2 separate regions of the Homo sapiens genome follow, and region 2 is linked to region 1. Evidence: chromatin loops called from intact Hi-C (ENCODE). Cell type or tissue: psoas muscle. All regions are shown on one strand. Links, peaks and the distances in the headings refer to the core of each region. The heading gives the core; the rest is flanking DNA. Region 1 holds the start of COLEC12 (collectin subfamily member 12). Region 2 has its middle 26 kb from the start of CETN1.

The links. Hi-C counts contacts between places; a loop is a spot of excess contacts. Peaks named below come from ENCODE experiments on the same cell type or tissue, not always from the same donor. Only the 100,000 strongest peaks of a DNase experiment are listed, where the experiment ranks them.
Region 2: a loop joins it to region 1, with 2.4 times the contacts of the local background. A loop is called at or near these places in 3 of 110 quality-filtered maps.

What each region holds. Positions count from the first base shown.
Region 1 is chr18:496,555-504,890 of GRCh38, reverse strand. COLEC12 (collectin subfamily member 12) reads left to right here and starts at 4,190. Exons shown (of 10, transcript NM_130386.3): 1 at 4,190-4,383. The coding sequence starts at 4,377. In psoas muscle, for the core only: a CTCF peak has its summit at 7,734; DNase peaks (open chromatin) are centred at 4,100 and 4,490; H3K4me3 peaks cover 2,324 bases; H3K27me3 peaks cover 4,241 bases.
Region 2 is chr18:550,016-558,351 of GRCh38, reverse strand. No RefSeq gene overlaps it. Among named protein-coding and RNA genes, the nearest start is that of CETN1, 26 kb to the left of the region's middle. In psoas muscle, for the core only: no CTCF peak of the experiment used is centred there; no DNase peak of the experiment used is centred there.

The DNA.
Region 1 (8,336 bases), core at 105-8,104:
GGGCTTTTTCATCAGTATAAAGGTGATACTAGCATGGGGCTGGGGTGAGGGGAAGATGAGATGATGCTTCCTCCAGATTCTGAAACTTTAGTCTGAATGCAAGGCCTGGCTGCTGCTTCTGGGGGTGGGGAAGCTTGCCTGTGACCTGGAGGACCTGCAGGCCATCTTTGAGTTCAAAGCATCTTCAGCTCCATGGCTCAGTCCTTTCCAATCACATTCTTCTCTTCTTTCCTTTTCCCTTCTTTTCTCCCTGATCCCCAGCTCAATTCTCAATTCCTCCCAGAGCTCTTGACCAGAGAAATCCTGATCAGCTGATGATCTGCATGTGACCATGACCTTCCGTCTTCATATCCTCCAGAGTGGGGCTCAGAGGAGGCTCCACACTGAGGACCTGTGGGGCCCAACTCACTCTGTGCTGAAGGTGACAGGGTGGGGGGAGGAAGGCACTCATCCAGGATTCCTTCTTTTTTTAGAGATGGGTTTCACTCTGTTGCCCAGGCTGGAGTACAGTGGCATGATCCTAGCTCACTGCAGCCTCAAACTCTTGGGCCTAAGCAATCCTCCTGCCTCAGCCTGATGAGTAGCTGGGACTACAGATGCATGCCACCACACCCAGCTGATTTTTAAATTTTTTGTCTCACTATGTTGCCCAGGCTGGTCTTGAATTCATGGCCTCAAGTGACCTTCCTTCCCTGGCTTCCCAAAGCCCCGGGATGAGCCACCGCACCTGGTCCCAGGACTGTTCCTTAAAATTATCCTTAGAAAAGTTGCTAAGCCTGTTTTCTCATCAGTAGATCTATGAATCTGGCTCATTATCACAGCTGACATCATAGCCTTAGGGGTTTCTTGTTTGTTTTTTACCTTATCATTCTTCTGTTTGAATTTTTTTATTGTAGTCAAATATATATATTTATCATCTTAGCTATTTTTCAGTGTATAGTTCAGTGGCTTTAAGTATATTCACATTGTTGTGCAACCATCACCACCATCCATCTCCAGAATTCTTTTCATCCTGCCAAATGGAATCTTTGTGCCTGTGAAACAACTCCCCATCCCCCCCCCGGCAACCACCATTCTACTTTCTATCCCTATGCATTTTACTCTCTCTCTCTCTCTCTTTTTTTTTTTTTTTTTTTGAGATGGAGTCTCACTCTGTCGCCCAGGCTGGAGTGCAGTGGCGCGATCTCGGCTCACTGCAACCTCTGCCTCCGGGTTCAAGCGATTCTTCCACCTCAGCCTCCCAAGTAGGTGGGACTACAGGTGCCAGCCACCATGCCTGGCTAATTTTCGTATATTTAGTAGAGACAGGGGTTTCAGTATGTTGGCGAGGCTGGTCTCAAACTCCCGACCTCGTGATTGACCTGCCTTGGCCTCCCAAACTGCTGGGATTACAGGCGTGAGCCACCACGTCTGGCGGCATTTTACTCTCTTTTATAAGTAGAATCATATTGGTCCTTTTGTGACTGGCTTATTTCACAAAGCATAATGCCTCAAGTTTTATCCGTGTTGTAGCATGTGTTAGAATTTCCTCCCTTTTAAAGACTGAATCATATTCCACTGTATGGCTATACCATATTTTGTTTATCCATTCATTCAACAGTGAACACTAGGTTGTTCCACCTTTTGGCTATTGTGAGTAATGTTGCTATGAGCCTGGATGTACATCTATTTGTTACCCTGCTTTCACCTCTTTTGGGTCCCAGAAATAGAATTCCTGGACTATATGGTAATTGTGTGTTTAATTTTTGGAGAAATCACCATACTGTTTTCCATAGTGGCTGTACCATTTTACATTCCCACCAGCAATGCACAAAAGTTCTAATTTCTCCGCATCCTCGCCAACACTTATTTTGTTTTGTTTTTTTTTTTAAATAGCCATCTTACTGGGTATGAAGTAGTAGCTCATTGCGGTTGATTCAAATTTCCCTGACAATTAGTGATTGAATATCCTTCATGTACTTATTGGCCATTATATGTCTTCTGTGGAGAAATGTCCATGTCAGTCCTTGGTTCATTTTCAAATTGGGTTGCCTGTTTTGTTGTTGTTGCTGAGGTGCAGGAATCCTTTATATATCCTGGATATTAATCCTGTATCAGATATAGGGCTTTTGCACATATTTTCTCCTATTCTGTGGGTTGGCTTTCCACTCTGTTTATACTGGCCTTTGAGGCACAAAAGTCTGATGAAGTACAATTTATCTATATTTTTTCTTTTGCTGCCTGTACTTTTGGTGTCATATTCATAATTTGGGTTTTAAAAACGATTTTTTTTTTTCGGCAGGGCGTGGTGGCTCACGCCTGTAATCCCAGCTCTTTGTGAGGCTGATGCCTGCGGATCGCTTGAGGTACGGTTTGCGAGCAGCCTGGCCACCATGGTGAAACCCCGTCTCTACTAAAAATACAAAAATTAGCTGGGCTTGGTGGCCCACCCCTGTAGTCCCAGCTACTTGGGAGGCTGAGGTGGGAGAATTGCTTGAATTCAGGAGGCAGAGGTTGTAGTGAGCCAAGATTGTGCCTGGGCGACAGAGTGAGATTCCGTCTCAAAAAAAAAAAAAAAAAAAAAGAAAGAAAGAAAAAAAAGAAAGCCGGGCGCGGTGGCTCACGCCTGTAACCCCAACACTTTGGGAGGCAGAGGTGGGCGGATCACGAGGTCAGGAGTTCGAGACCAGCCTGGCCAACATAGTGAAACCCCGTCTCTACTAAAAACACAAAAAAATTAGCTGGGCCTGGTGGCACACGCATGTAATCCCAGCTACTCGGGAGGCCGAGGCAGGAGAATCGCTTGAACCCGGGAGGTGGAGGTTGCAGTGAGCCGAGGTCACGCCATTGGTTAGTAAACTCCGGGCTGAAAATTCATATCCTAAGCTCCCTTCAGGGATCCCCATTTGCCCTGAAAGACAAGGCTGGTGCCCCAGTGAGATCTGAAACATGCTCCAGGACCAGGACCCTGTAGTTTCATCAACTGCAGACAGTGCGGGGGAAAAAGCATTTCGGTCTTTTCATTTGTTCGTCATGTTCAAGGTGCCCCCTTATGTTAAAAAATTAAAAAAAAAAAAAAAGAAAGAAAAAAGAAATCTCCTGGAACGGAGAATCTATGAAATGTTTCAATATGTATTCATTTTGGGGCACTACCTTTTACTAGAGCAAAGAATCCCCTACTTAGAGGGAACCAATGGATTGGTTACACCGTGTTACCAAGTCCTCAGGAGGGCAAACTGAAAAGCTGCAAGCACTGCCCGGCCAGTGTTCGATTGCTTTTGGTGGACTAGTGCGTCTGAGTAGCCATCTGTAATGTCAACATGTGGCAGAAAGTTTCTCCGCACCTCCCTCGCCCCAGCTCCACTCACCACTTAGTGTATGTTTTAAAGCAATAAAGCGATGGGTCTGCTTAGAGGGGGTTCTAAAGAGAAAGATAAACACGGGCTTTATTAAGTATACAGCAGGGCAATGTGACGGGCGACCACGAAGGGAACTCAGGGAGCCTCTCAGCAGCCCGGCCTCCTTTCGTAACAAAACTGGAGTCAACCCGATCATTTTAGGGGCGCTGGGTGGAAGGCTGGCTTTTCCAGCCAAGGCAGGATGTGCTGGCTTTTTCTCTGGAGGTGTCCAAGAGCGCAGAGAGAGTGTCTAATGGTGACTTCGGATTCTGGCCACTCGGGCTCTCCCTGGGTGACAGAGAGAGTGTTCCCTGCTGCTTGGTCTCCTTCAGGCGTCAACCAGCGCACGCACTTGGAAACTCTGAACCCGGAGGACGTTCTGTACCTCTCCATGCCCCAGAGCCGTTTGGGGAAGGGCCCACCTTACCCCCCGCCACCCCCGGGGCACAGCAGCTCCCCATCCTCTCGCCCAACACTTGCTAGGTAGTTTGGGGTGTAGAAGCGACCCCAGCAGCAGCGGCACCTTAGGTGCTCGCCGAAGGTGAACGCTGGACCGCCCCGGGAAGGGCTTTGCTCCCGACTTCATCCCGACGCTGGTGCAACGGGAAAAAGAGAGAGCCCGCGCGAGTGGGGCCAGGGCGCGCAGGAGAGGGCGGGCGAGAAAGTGCCCGGCGAGGGCAGGCGCGGGCCGAGGGCGGGGCGGGCGCGGGAGGGCGCGAGAGGGGCGTGGGCGCGGCCGCTCGCTCGGCCGGGTCGGGCCAGGGGGAGGGGCGCTGGGAGAGCGAGAGCGGCGCGCGCGGCAGCCCCGAGGCAGCAGAGCGCGGAGCCGGGAGCGCGGGGAGCGCGGGCCGGCGGCGGCGAGGGAGGACGGGGGCGCAGACGGCCGGCGCGCGGCGCGGCTACCATGGGCGTGCGGTGAGCAGCCGCTCGGGACGACTTCCTCGGCTGCGCGGCGCTCGCGCGGAGCTCCCCGGCCGGCGGTGCGTCCCCACGGTCACCATGAAAGGTAGGGCGGCGGCAGCTCCGCGGGGCTCTGGGCGGGGGGAACGGGCTTCGGGGCGCGCGGGAGGCCACGGAGGTGCCTCCCGCGCGAACCTTCCCTTGGGCTGCGGGCCCGGGGAGTCGGGGCTGCCAGGGCGCCGGGTTCGTGCGCGGACACTGGGGGCGCACCCGGCTCCCGGGTCAGGCGCGGCTGGAGACCTCGAGGTTGGGGTTTTGAAGCGCGCAAGTATTCCCCTCCCCATCGCGTCTTTGCAAGTAGTTTGAAGCCCTAAGTCGTTGTTTACGGATTCCCGTTTCCAACTTTTTAATTGAAAAAACCTGCCGAGGAGAGTGGAGGCATCGCCATCCCTCCCGGTCGCTTTTCCACGCCGCAGCGCTCCCCACGCTCGCCCAGTCCTCTCTCCTCCCGCCTCTAGCCGTTTCCCGGCCCGAGCGGTCCCCGCGCTGGCGGCCGGGTGTTTTCTCCGGGACTGGGGATGTTCTCCGTGCGCCCTCGCCACATCTGGCAATGATTAGGTGCCCGAGGAGTTCAGCTGGCTCGGGAAGTGCATTTGGCATCTTTCTCCATCAGATTCACCGACTGGAAAATAGTTGCCCTCGGTTCCGCGTCCCTTCCACGTGCCCGCCTTGGGGTGTGCCCACTGGTGTTTTGGGGTGACACACCTCAGCTGGTTAGTCGCCCCCTGCGCGGTGTCCTCTGCAGGCCGGTTTATGGAAGTGTCAGATGTTATCGTACTTTAGAAAGAAGCACGAGAAGGACTGCAGGGCAGCCTTCTGTTTAGTGGAAACACGGAGATTTGTCAGCGGAATCCTGATTTATGTATGAGATAAGTAACCGCAGCGGAGGCATCAAAGAGTCGTTCAGGAATGGGCCCGCGTGGTGTTTACACAAGGCTTCGTGTGAGAGTTGCTGGTTCTGTGCTAGGATAACACAGCCCTGCGTGGGTGCGAAATGCCATCTGACCGCGGTCACCCCGCTTCCAGCCGCCACAGACCTGGCGATGCAATCGCTTTGACTTCTAGGGTTGCCGTCCGAGGGAGGCGCCCGGGAAGCCCCAAGGCGCTTGGAAAGTAACTTTTGGCTCTGGAAAGTTTTTTTTCTGAAGGGCAGCTCCCGCGGAACTAACCGGAGCGATGATATCCTACCAATTCACTCCCTTTCCAAGGGCGTTAGGTGTCCACGTCGGGAGACCTCGGGAAGGGAGGTGACTGATGGCCAGGTGAAAAGTGGTCTGCCCCAGGGAAAAAGAAACAAAAGACACGATACAACTGCCTACCTAGAGAATTTCAAAATGCAGTGGCTTGCTTTCCTTCTGTCTCCATCTCAGTTTCTCTTCCCTCATTTACATTCTAGGAAATACACACATTCCTTAGCTGGCTCTGATTGAGGAGACTCCCTAGAAAGGAAAGAATTTCACATGGCTAAAAGTTATCTGGGGCTCAGTTATCATTTTAGCCAGAAGTGAATCTTCTCTGCTGGTCATTAAGACCAGTGGTTTTTAAAACTTGGGAAGATTAACCACCTACCCACTCCATCAGCTCCCACGTGGGTTCTTAAACCCTGAAACTTTTGTTATGCTTTTTACTGGGTAAAGGACCGCTATTGCACTTGAGACACTTTTCCACTTTACATTTGCACTGGAAAACATACCCAGAAGTCCTAAACACATTTTTGGAGAGATTTATGCTGCATTCTGGACCAGATGGTGGCCTACCCGCTGTGGTCTAGCGCTGCCCAGAAGCCCCATACACTTTCCGCCCCAGTCGGGGAGGTTGATGGAGGGACGGACTGGTGAATCCCCGGGTAGACTAATCATTTTGAAGCCCTCTTTTAAAAACGAAAATATTCCAGCGGGGCGCGGTGGCTCACACCTGTAATCCCAGCACTTTGGGAGGCCGAGGTGGGCAAGATCACTCGAAGTCAGGAGTTCGAGACCAGCCTGGCCAACATTGTGAAATCCTGTCTTTACTAAAAATACAAAAAATTAGCTGGGCGTGGTGGCAGGCACCTGTAATCCCAGCTACTTGAGAGGCTGAGGCAGGAGAATCACTTGAACCCAGGAGATGGAGGTTGCAGTGAGCCGAGATCGAGCCATTGCACTCCAGCCTGGGTGACAAGAGCGAGACTCCGTCTAAAAAAAAAAAAAAGAAAAAAAATATTCCATGAGAGTTTTGCCTACCAATTATTACCACGTAATCTGTATTTATTACATTTGTCTGAGTGGTGGGGTGGGGACGGGAGGGGCAGTAATAATTTTTTAGTACCTACTAAGTGCCAGCCACTGTACTATATACACTACAAACACATTGCAATTAATCCTCTCAACAGCCCTGAGAGTAGACATTTCAATCCTAACAGTATAGGTATGAAAACTGAGTCTAGAAGAAATAGGAACTGGCAACTAGGAGGATAGAGTAGGCATCTAAAGACAAGCCTTGTCAGTTACCCCGTGTGGCTTGGAAGGCCCTAAGACACCAAATAGATAACCTCTGGTGAAGATGACTGGAAAAAAAAGTGAATCTGAGACAACTAACTAGCCAAGTAACCCACAATTGGTGCTGTATCCAGGAAGAGGTGGAGCCAACCAGTTGCATGTGAGGCTTTGGAAGCCTAGACAAAAACGGAAAGCTGCTTTTACCAAGTGGAATTGTTTTGACCATTTGCCATAGGGAACCAACTAAAGATTTTCCCCGGGTTCCTGATTACATCAAATAGTTGTTAACTCCCCGTGCTTCAGAAAGCCAACATGATAGAAAGCAACGACAAGCCTTGTAAATTCTTAGAATAAACGTGTTAATCTAAAACATTCTTGGCCAGGTGCAGTGGCTCATGCCTGTAATCCCAGCACTTTGGGAGGCTGAGGCAGGCGGATCACCATATAGTGAAACCAGCCTGGCCAACATGTAATGAAACCCTGTCTCTACTAAAAAATACAAAAATTATCTGGGCCTGGTGGCGCATGCCTGTAGTCCCAGCTACTTGGGAAGCTGAGGCAGGAGAATAGCTTGAACCCGGGAGGTGGAGGTTGCAATGAGCCGAGATCGTGCCACTGCACTTCAGCGCAGGTGACAGAAGCAAGACTCTCTCAAACACACACACACACACACACACACACACACACACACACCCCATTCTTTAGCCAAATTGAAAATCAGTGGACACCATAGAAGTTAAAGAAGTTCATTTGCAAAAGCAAATATTCCTGTGCAAGTCAGATGCCTTTTTAGGGTACCAACGTGACTTTCTAATTCTGATATTTAAACCTGGATATGGCCTTTGTAGTGACCAGGCTCTTGGAGTGTAATCCTGCATCTGCCAGTCAGTCACAGCGCCACCTATCTGTTGCATTCAGCAAACATCCATTTCCTCCATCCCTGGAGTCACAAGTACCAAAATAATGACATCATTATATATTACCCAGAAGAAAATGACTTTCCCCGTTGCTGCAGTACTTGAAGTCTTCCAAACTGATTAAAACATGAAGTTTGTTTTAATTTATTTCCAATTTCATTTTCAATTAGCTGTACTACACCATCAATCTCATGGCTTTTTGGATACATATTCACATTCTTGACGAAGGAATCTGACTCCTCTAGAGTTACGTGTGTCGTTAACTAAATCACATTCTTGGTTCTTAAAGTTGGGGATATTGGTTAGTTTCAGTGCAGCAGCACTTGTTGCCTAAGAGACAACCAAAAACAGCTGCCACCACCCGGGACCACAGAGGTCCAAACCAGTGTTATAATTTAACACAGAGAGGAGGCTGGTGCCATGAAAACACAGTGTTCAGCTGCTTATTTTTGTACTTTTGTGCATAAATATTTCTGAAATACAGTTTGGCAATAATATATTTAAAATGCACTAGTAAGCAGTATACTTCTCCCAAAGTTTTTTGGGACTCACAGTCTTTTTGCTTTTTCAGTGTCTCTCTGAGATTTCTTGTTCTTAACTGGGAT
Region 2 (8,336 bases), core at 170-8,169, 53 kb before region 1:
CTCTAGTCTCCAGTTTCTTATCTTTGACATAAGTCATTTTACTGTGTTTCAGTTCAACTGATACCTCCTAGTGCCTTATGGGTATTTTATTCCATTTACTCTTAGTGATAATTTTTTATGTCAAAGATTTAGACAGTGGATCATTTGAACACATTTATTGTTTTTATTATTATCGTATATTTGAAATACACAGGCAGGGGGGAAAATTGATAACCTGAACATCTACCATCCCTTTATTTTTGGCCCAGGTGGCATGAGCATTCACTGACATCCCTAGGTAACTGAGCTTTTTATTGTGACCACAGTGTAGGTTACACACAGTACACAGTAGGTGCTCAATAGGTACTATTTGTATGAATGAATGAACAAATGAACGACCTAAGTTTTTTGACTTCCATAGTTGGTGATCTGACATGTGGGACCACTTCTTATTTATCTCTGTATCCCAAGTGTCTAGTATAATGTTTGTACAGAGTAGGTGTTGTTAAATTTTTTTGGAAAAAAAGAAAAAAAAGACAATAGGAGGGAAGAAAAGGAGAAAAGAGGAGAGGGAAGAATTCTGTGTATTCTTATCTAGCTGTCTAAGTTAAAAAGAATACTTAGTGGTTTTGGCCAGTTCCACTTTGACCTCATTTAAAGCCTTTTCAGTGCTCATTTTGAACAAGAGCAGTCAGAAAAGATTCCAGGGATAGCAATTACCTCTCTATATGTGAAAATGTTTTCCCAAGGGATAGAAGAAATAGAGAATTCTATTTTCATAAATTCTCAAGGCTACTCCTAATTGCCTATGGATTGGAAAATAATCCTTTGTCTTTGATGTTATTCTTTTTTTTTTTTTTGACTAAGTCTCGCTGTTGTCGACCTGGGCTGGAGTGCAATGGTGCGATCTTGGCTCACTGCAACCTCTGCCTCCTGGGTTCCAGCAATTCTCCTGCCTCAGCCTCCCGAGTTGCTGAGATTACAGGCACCCGCCACCATGCCCGGCTCATTTTTGCATTTTTAGTGGAGACAGGGTTTCACCATGTTGGCCAGGCTGGTCTCGAGCTCCTGACCTCAAGTGATCCACCTGCCTCGGCCTCCCAAAGTGCCAGGATTACAGGTGTGAGCCACCATGCCCTGCAGATGTTATTCTTTAACTATCTTTTAAAAGATAAAAAGCCAGCAGAGGTCTGTGGCTGAATTGCATTCCTCCTACCTGAACCCTGGAAGTCTGTGGTGGTTTAGGATATAATAATACTTCAGTTTACTCAGAGGTGAAAGTGAATAAAGTATAGCAAACAGATGGCTGTTAATATTGCATGCAGCACTTTAAAAAATTTTTTTAAATTATTTAAAAAATGTTTGTGGGTACATGGTGTATATATTTATGGGGTATATGAGATGTTTTGATACAGGCATGCAGTGTGAAACAAGCACGTCATGGGGAATGGAGCATCCACCCCTTACACATTTATCTTTTGAGTTACAAGCAATCCAGTGACATTCTTTAAGTTATTTAAAAATATACAATTAAGACGGCGCTGCATGTTTATATGTGGGATACACATCCTCATGCTGATACTTTGCCTCATGCCAGGTTGTTTAATCAGTGGCTTTGACAGTTACACAGTTACCTGCAGTGAGACGCCAGTAATACTTATAGAAACCAACCCACCGTAAGCTCTTGCTGTGAAGGTATTTAAATAATTAAAAACATTCCTTTATCAAAGGAGTCTCCTTCTGACAGTGGAATCCATAACTTTTGCAGCTTTTCAAAACATTCAGATGAAAGAGATGGTTGTGTTTTGTGCAGCACCATCAATTTTTTTTTAATGAGACCAAACTTTGTTCAAAACTTCATGAATTAAGAATCTTAATAATTTTAGATTGGGGTACCCAGCTTCTCAGGAGGATATGTAAAGTCTTCTTCCAAGAGAAATGAATGCTATAACTGCTACATAAGGAGATGTTTGTATTTTTTTGTTTGGATCTTGACAGGCTGTTTTTGTTTACACAGGAAGTTGCAGCAGTTGGCTTCAGGCTCAAATCTCTGAAGATCAGTGAGGAGGGAAACAGAAGGGCCTGAATGCACGCGTGCACGCGCGCGTGCACACACACACACACACACAAACACACACACACACACACAATCATCAGGTCTTACTCATTGTAGAGGAAACACAAACAGCCTCAAGAAAGGCCCTGAGAGTTAAGACGGGACACATCTGGAGGGGAAGGTCAAGAGAGGACATGACGCCGAAGTTGGGGAAATATCACCCTCTGAGCATCATTTTATTATTAAAAAAATTTTTTAAAATGACAGCCCTATACAACAGCAATAGCTTCTGAGATTCAAGCTATTGAAATTCACCCAGACAGGTCCAGATGGTCTGAAGCCCTTTCAGAAGGAAAGGCCCTGCTGTGGGGTTTAGAGACGCTACTGATGAGATTAACATGCCTCCAAAGATATGAGAAGGAGCAGGCACCATCTCTGTTAACACTTTGTCGCTGGATTGTCACCCATGGTGAGAACTGGATGAAATGGAGAACAAGGAGTGTTGTTATGGTAACAGAAAGAGGAGGTCACCATCAAGGAACCCGGAGAAGAGAACCTCTGTCCAGCATACTGAGGAACTCCAGTTTGAGTGGCAAGTTGTTCCTGCCCCGGGCAAAATATCCAACTGGATGAAGATCTCAACTCTTTGCATTCTAATCTTCCATTCTCCAAGCAAAACTTATAAGGAAAGGCATGTCCTGGCCAGTGGGCCAAGTATTCCCCTCTCCACTGCAAACAGATCAGCACATAAATCAATTTTCTCAAGTTTGGACATTCCCCCAACTCCAATACTTCTGAGTGAACTGATCAGAGCAAGGTTTTGAACCCAAAGATGAAACCTGAGGCCCAGCTTCTAGGACTCAATGACTCCATGACCTCAGCTGTTCATAAGGCTCCAGCTGACCTGAAGGGATTCTGGGTCTGACTCCTGCCACCTTGAATGCCCAGGGAGGGACTAAGGGCCCATAGTATAAAGCCCCCTAGGTTGCTTCAGTTAGCAATCAGTTGTCCACTTTGTGCCTTTTCTGACCTTGCATTGCAGCTTTCAGCATTGGTACCATAGATGCCCCACCTTCGTTAGTCTGAATTCCTGCTCACCTTTATGGGGCACTGTACTGTCTGTGAAGCTTTTCACATTCATGATCTCATTTGACCAAAATAACAAGCTTGAGCAGTAGGTAGTATTACTGTCCCCATTTCATGAATGAGAAAAATGAGGCTCAGAGAAGCAAGGTGACTTATACATGATCACTTACCTGTACCAAGACATTCTTGCTTGATTTCTATATGACATGGTAGTTATATCCTTTAACCACTGATCCACAAACAATTTTTAGCCTCATATTCCTGTGAAAATGTTTCTGTATTCCAAACATAGGTAAGTTTATTCATCTATAAATTGTAAAATCTATGACAATGTTCGTATATTGAGTGCATTATAGAAGATACAATAAAACATGTTTTAAACAGATAAAAAAAATGAAATAAATGATGTTTTAAAGATAACTCTATTAATTAAAAATTATTTTTGCTTTTGCTTCAATTATAAGTAATGTTAATTTTTAGGGATGTGATAGTCAAAATGTCAGTATTTATGAAAATCTTGGTTTAATACTTTGTCATGTAATGATTTTCAAGTTTGGTCCTCAATTTAATATATTTTGATTTTTTTTTTAAACTTTTTTTTTTTTTTGAGACAGAGTCTCACTCCGTCACCCAGGCTGGAGTGCATGGGCACGATTTCGACTCACTGCAACCTCCGCCTCCCATGTTCAAGTGATTCTCCTGCCTCAGCCTTTTGAGTAGCTGGGATTATAGCTGCCACCATGTCGGGCTAATTTTTGTATTTTTAGTAGAGATGGGGTTTCACCATATTGGCCAGGCTGGTCTCGAACTCCTGACCTCAAGTGACCTGCCTGCGTTGGCCTCCCAAACTGCTGGGATTACATGCAAGAGTCACCACACCCAGCCTAAAAATAATATTTTTATTTTGGAATAATTTTAGATTTATAAAATGTTACAGGCTGAGCACAGTGGCTCATGCCTGCCAGAGTGCTGAGATTACAGCACTCTGGCAGGCCAAGGTAGGAGGATCACCTGAGTCTAAGAGTTCAAGACCAACCTAGGCAACATGTCCAGACCCTGTCTCTACCAAAAAAAAAAAAAAAAAAAAAATTGCCAGGCATGGTGGCACATGCCTGTAGTCCCAACTACATGGGAGGCTAAGGTGGGAGGATGGCTTCAGCCCAGGAGGTCGAGGCTGCAATGAGCCATGTTCACACCACTGCACCCCAGCCTGGGCAACAGAGCAACGTCCTATCTCAAAAACACAAAGAACTTGTAAAGATAGTACAGACTTGTGTATATACCACTCCCCTCGTTTCTCCATTGTTAACATCTTACATTACCATGGTACATTTGTCAAAACTAAGAAACTGACATTGTTGCATTATTTTCAGCTAAACTCCAGACTTATTTGGATTTCATCACTTTGTCATTAATGTCCTCTTTCTGTTCCAGGAAGCTACCAAGGGTCCTAAATTGCATTTAGCTGTCATGTCTCCTCAGTCCGCTCTGGTCTGTAAGTTTCTCAGTCTTCTCTTGTTATTTATGACCTTGGCAGTCTTGGGAAGTATTAGCCAAATATCCTGTAAAATGCTCTTCAATCTGTGTGTCTGTTATTTTTCTCATGATTATGGTTATTATTATTATTAATAATAATTTTTAAAGAATAAAGAATTTCTATTTAAAAATAGCACAGAGGTCAAGTGCCCCTCCCACTATGTCATATCAGGGGTACGTGATAGCCACGTGCTGTCATAGAGGATGTTAGCCGTCACTTGGTTAAGACATTATTTGTTGGGCTTCCTCACTGAGGAGCTGCTGTTTTCCCCTTTTGCTACCCTATTGTTTGGAAGCAAGTCGCTATGTGTAGCCCACTTTCATGGCAGGGGACAGGGAGTTGAGAATTAAGTTCTACCCCCTAGAGAAGGAGTATCTACATACATTGTTTGGAATTCTGTAAAGGTTTGTCTCTCCCTTTTTAAAAATTTATTTATCCAATCATTTATTTACGTTAGCATTGACTCATGAATATTTATTTGATAATTTGGGTTATAATCCTATACTACATTATTTATTCTTTTGCTCAAAATTTTCCAGCTTTGGCCATTGTAAATTCTTTTATTTTTTAATTAATTAATTAATTTATTTATTTATTTGCATTCATGAGATCCCTTCCCCTTGAATCTGAGTTGGGATTTTGTTTTTCTATAGGTTATTGGGGAACAGATGGTGTTTGGTTACATGAGTAATTTCTTTAGTGGTGATTTGTGAGACTTTGGTGCACCCATCAACTGAGCAGCATACACTGCACCCAATTTGTTGTCTTTTATCCCTCACTCATTTCCCACCCTTTCCCCCTGAATACCCCTGAGTTCCTGGCCATTGTGAATTCTTTTAGATTGGCTCCTGTGTCCCTTTGACTTGCTACCATCCTTTTGTGGTTTTGGGGGATGGTTTCTTGCTCTCAGGTATTACAAGATGCTTCTGGTTCATCTTGTATTTTCTCTGCCCCAGTCCTGGAATCAGCCATTTCTTCTAGGAGTCCTGGTTTCTTTAGTAGGAGAATGGTATTTAGAGACCAAGATCTAAGCACTGGGTATGTTCATTGCTATTGGGGTGTCATTTCTTCTAGCCTCATTCAGTGGACAGGATTAAGATAGGCATGTACACTAACTTATGTATTCACGTAACACTTGGTTTTTAATGGACTACATAGAAAAAGATTTCTTACAATGATAAATAGACACAAATAGAAGAATTGCATCATTGGCTAAACTTTCTGAAACATCATACTTAATTTTTAATTGGATCCAGCAGTTATGCAAAGCTCTTTTGGTCAAATTCAGCTAGTAAACTTTAATATTCCCTAATGTTAGTCAGCTGGATCTTGCAAGTTAATGAAAAAGTGTTGCATTTTTGTGTTGTGGATTTGAAACGATTGAAATTTTTAAAATAGAAGATTTGTTAAAGCTAGAAATTCTCTTCCCAAGTTTTTTAAATATGCAGATATTAGAGACTTTATAGATGTCACACACTATTTTTGACAACAAAACTCTATGATTGTGGAACTGTTACCATTCATCCAGTTTCATACTTTATAGCATTAATTCCATTCAGACAATATTTACTTTCTCACTCATTGTGAACATATCACCTTTATTGGGAAGTGATAGAGTAGGAGTGTTTATTTTTATATGCTTATTTATTTTTCATTGTCATAAACTATACATCACATAAAAGTTACTATTTTAATCATTTTTTAGTGTACAGTTAGGTGGCATTAAGTGTATTCATGTTGTACAGCCACCACCATCAGCCATCTTCAGAATGTTTTCATCCTGTAAACCCGAAACCCTATAGTTAAACAACAACTTCATGTTCCTCTCTCCACACAGCCCCTGGTAACCGCTATTCCACTTTCTGTTTCTATGAAGTTGACTACTCTAGGTACCTAATGTAAGAAATAGAATATTAATATAATCAGAAATCTTTATTTTTTCTTCTCACATACCAATGGACCCCTGCTCTAAACAACACAGGAAGTAGTGAGGGTTGAGGAGTCGTGAGGGGGGCCTGAATCCTATCTTTTGTTTGCATGTCCTGCCCTCTCCACATTTGACAGTTGTCTCTAACTACTCTGGGTGACAGAGTAGGTCCAGGCACCTCTCTCCTGAGTGCTCTGCTGTCTCCCTGGTTGGCTGTGCCACCGACTCCCATTAATCACTCAGGTTAACCCCTTAATATCTCAAGTCCTCAGCCCAAGACACCTGGCTGAGAGTTCATCCATTTTCTTTATTTTTTCATAAGCAAATACAGCAGAAGGCTCTGAGGTCCTGGGGCACCTCTGTCAGGACTTAGAGTAAAACTTTGCTCAGTGAAATTGCTCTGGCCAGGAGCAGTGACCCACACCTATAATCCCAGCACTTTGGGAGGCCGAGTGGGGTAGATTGCTTGAGCCCAGAAGTTCGAGACCTGCCTGGACAACATGGCCAAATCCCATTTTAAAATAATAATCATAATAAATTTTTAAAAAGAGAAAAAAATTGCTCCTGGGCTCAGGACCTCCTGCCATATTGAGAAACATTCAAAAATTGCTAAAAGTTCTTGAGATTAATTGATGTAGGTAGAAAAGTTCCTGCAGAGACCTAGATATCAGGACTTTGGCTGTCTATACATGTGACAAAATAATTACCAGCCATTCTCACTGCTTTCTTATGAAACTCATTAGCCATAATCTATGTAGAAAACTGCATGGTCTGTGTGTGCAGCTATGTATATGTGTTCAACTAAGAGTTAGAATTGGAACAGGCTTGGAATTATTCTGTTTTCATCCATCTAGACCTTCTTTTGCTTCATTCGAAAAGACAACCATATTTAGATAGTTTAGTGCAAGTACATTTATTTAAACTATCAAGCAACCCATTTATTCATGCTGGAGTTTCCTCAAGCACTCCTGATGTTTTTTTTTTTTTCTTTTTTCTTTTTTTGTGAGAGGGTCTGCCAGGACACAAATCAGCACCCATTTCCCCGCTAGATCAACACTGACACTCTTCCGGCTGAAAAAGAATTTTTTTTTTTTATTTCAACTTACTAATTTGGCAGAAACACCGTGCTTCCATGCCAATCCAAATAGAAAAGACAGAAGGGGGCATATGAAAAGGGGAAGGGGAGAAATGTTTTGTAATTAACCTAGATGTACATATTAGCACTTCATTTTTTACCCCGTAACAGCATTGTGCCCCACAAATGGATATATGGGGCTGCAATTGAAAAATGTAAGCCTTTCAGTATCATGAAAAAAAAACTAGTGAAGTAAAAGAAAGTATAAAAGAAGTTGGGATCTTCATCAGTGCTCTCTCCTACAAATGTGCTCCAGTGGATTAAATACTACATTGATTCACACAAATCTTTCTTATCAAGAACTTTTCTCAATAATAAAGCAGAATTTCCAAAACTGTTATTACCTATGTGCAAATGGTTTCCCCATGGTTTTTTCCAACAAAAGTAACCTCCAGCAATGTAAGGAAGATATCACAAGCACAGTCCTGCCTGCTGTTCACAGATTCAGCACTGGGCACATGCGCATGATGCACATAAGCAAAGAACTAGGAGATGGCCAAGGCAGGACAGTTGGTTTCAGGCTGGGGAGGAGGGAGCGTGCAAGGTGGGCTTGAAAAAAGGATGGTGAAGGGAGGGCATTCGAGGCTGAAGAAATGGTGCCTGTAATCCCAGAGCT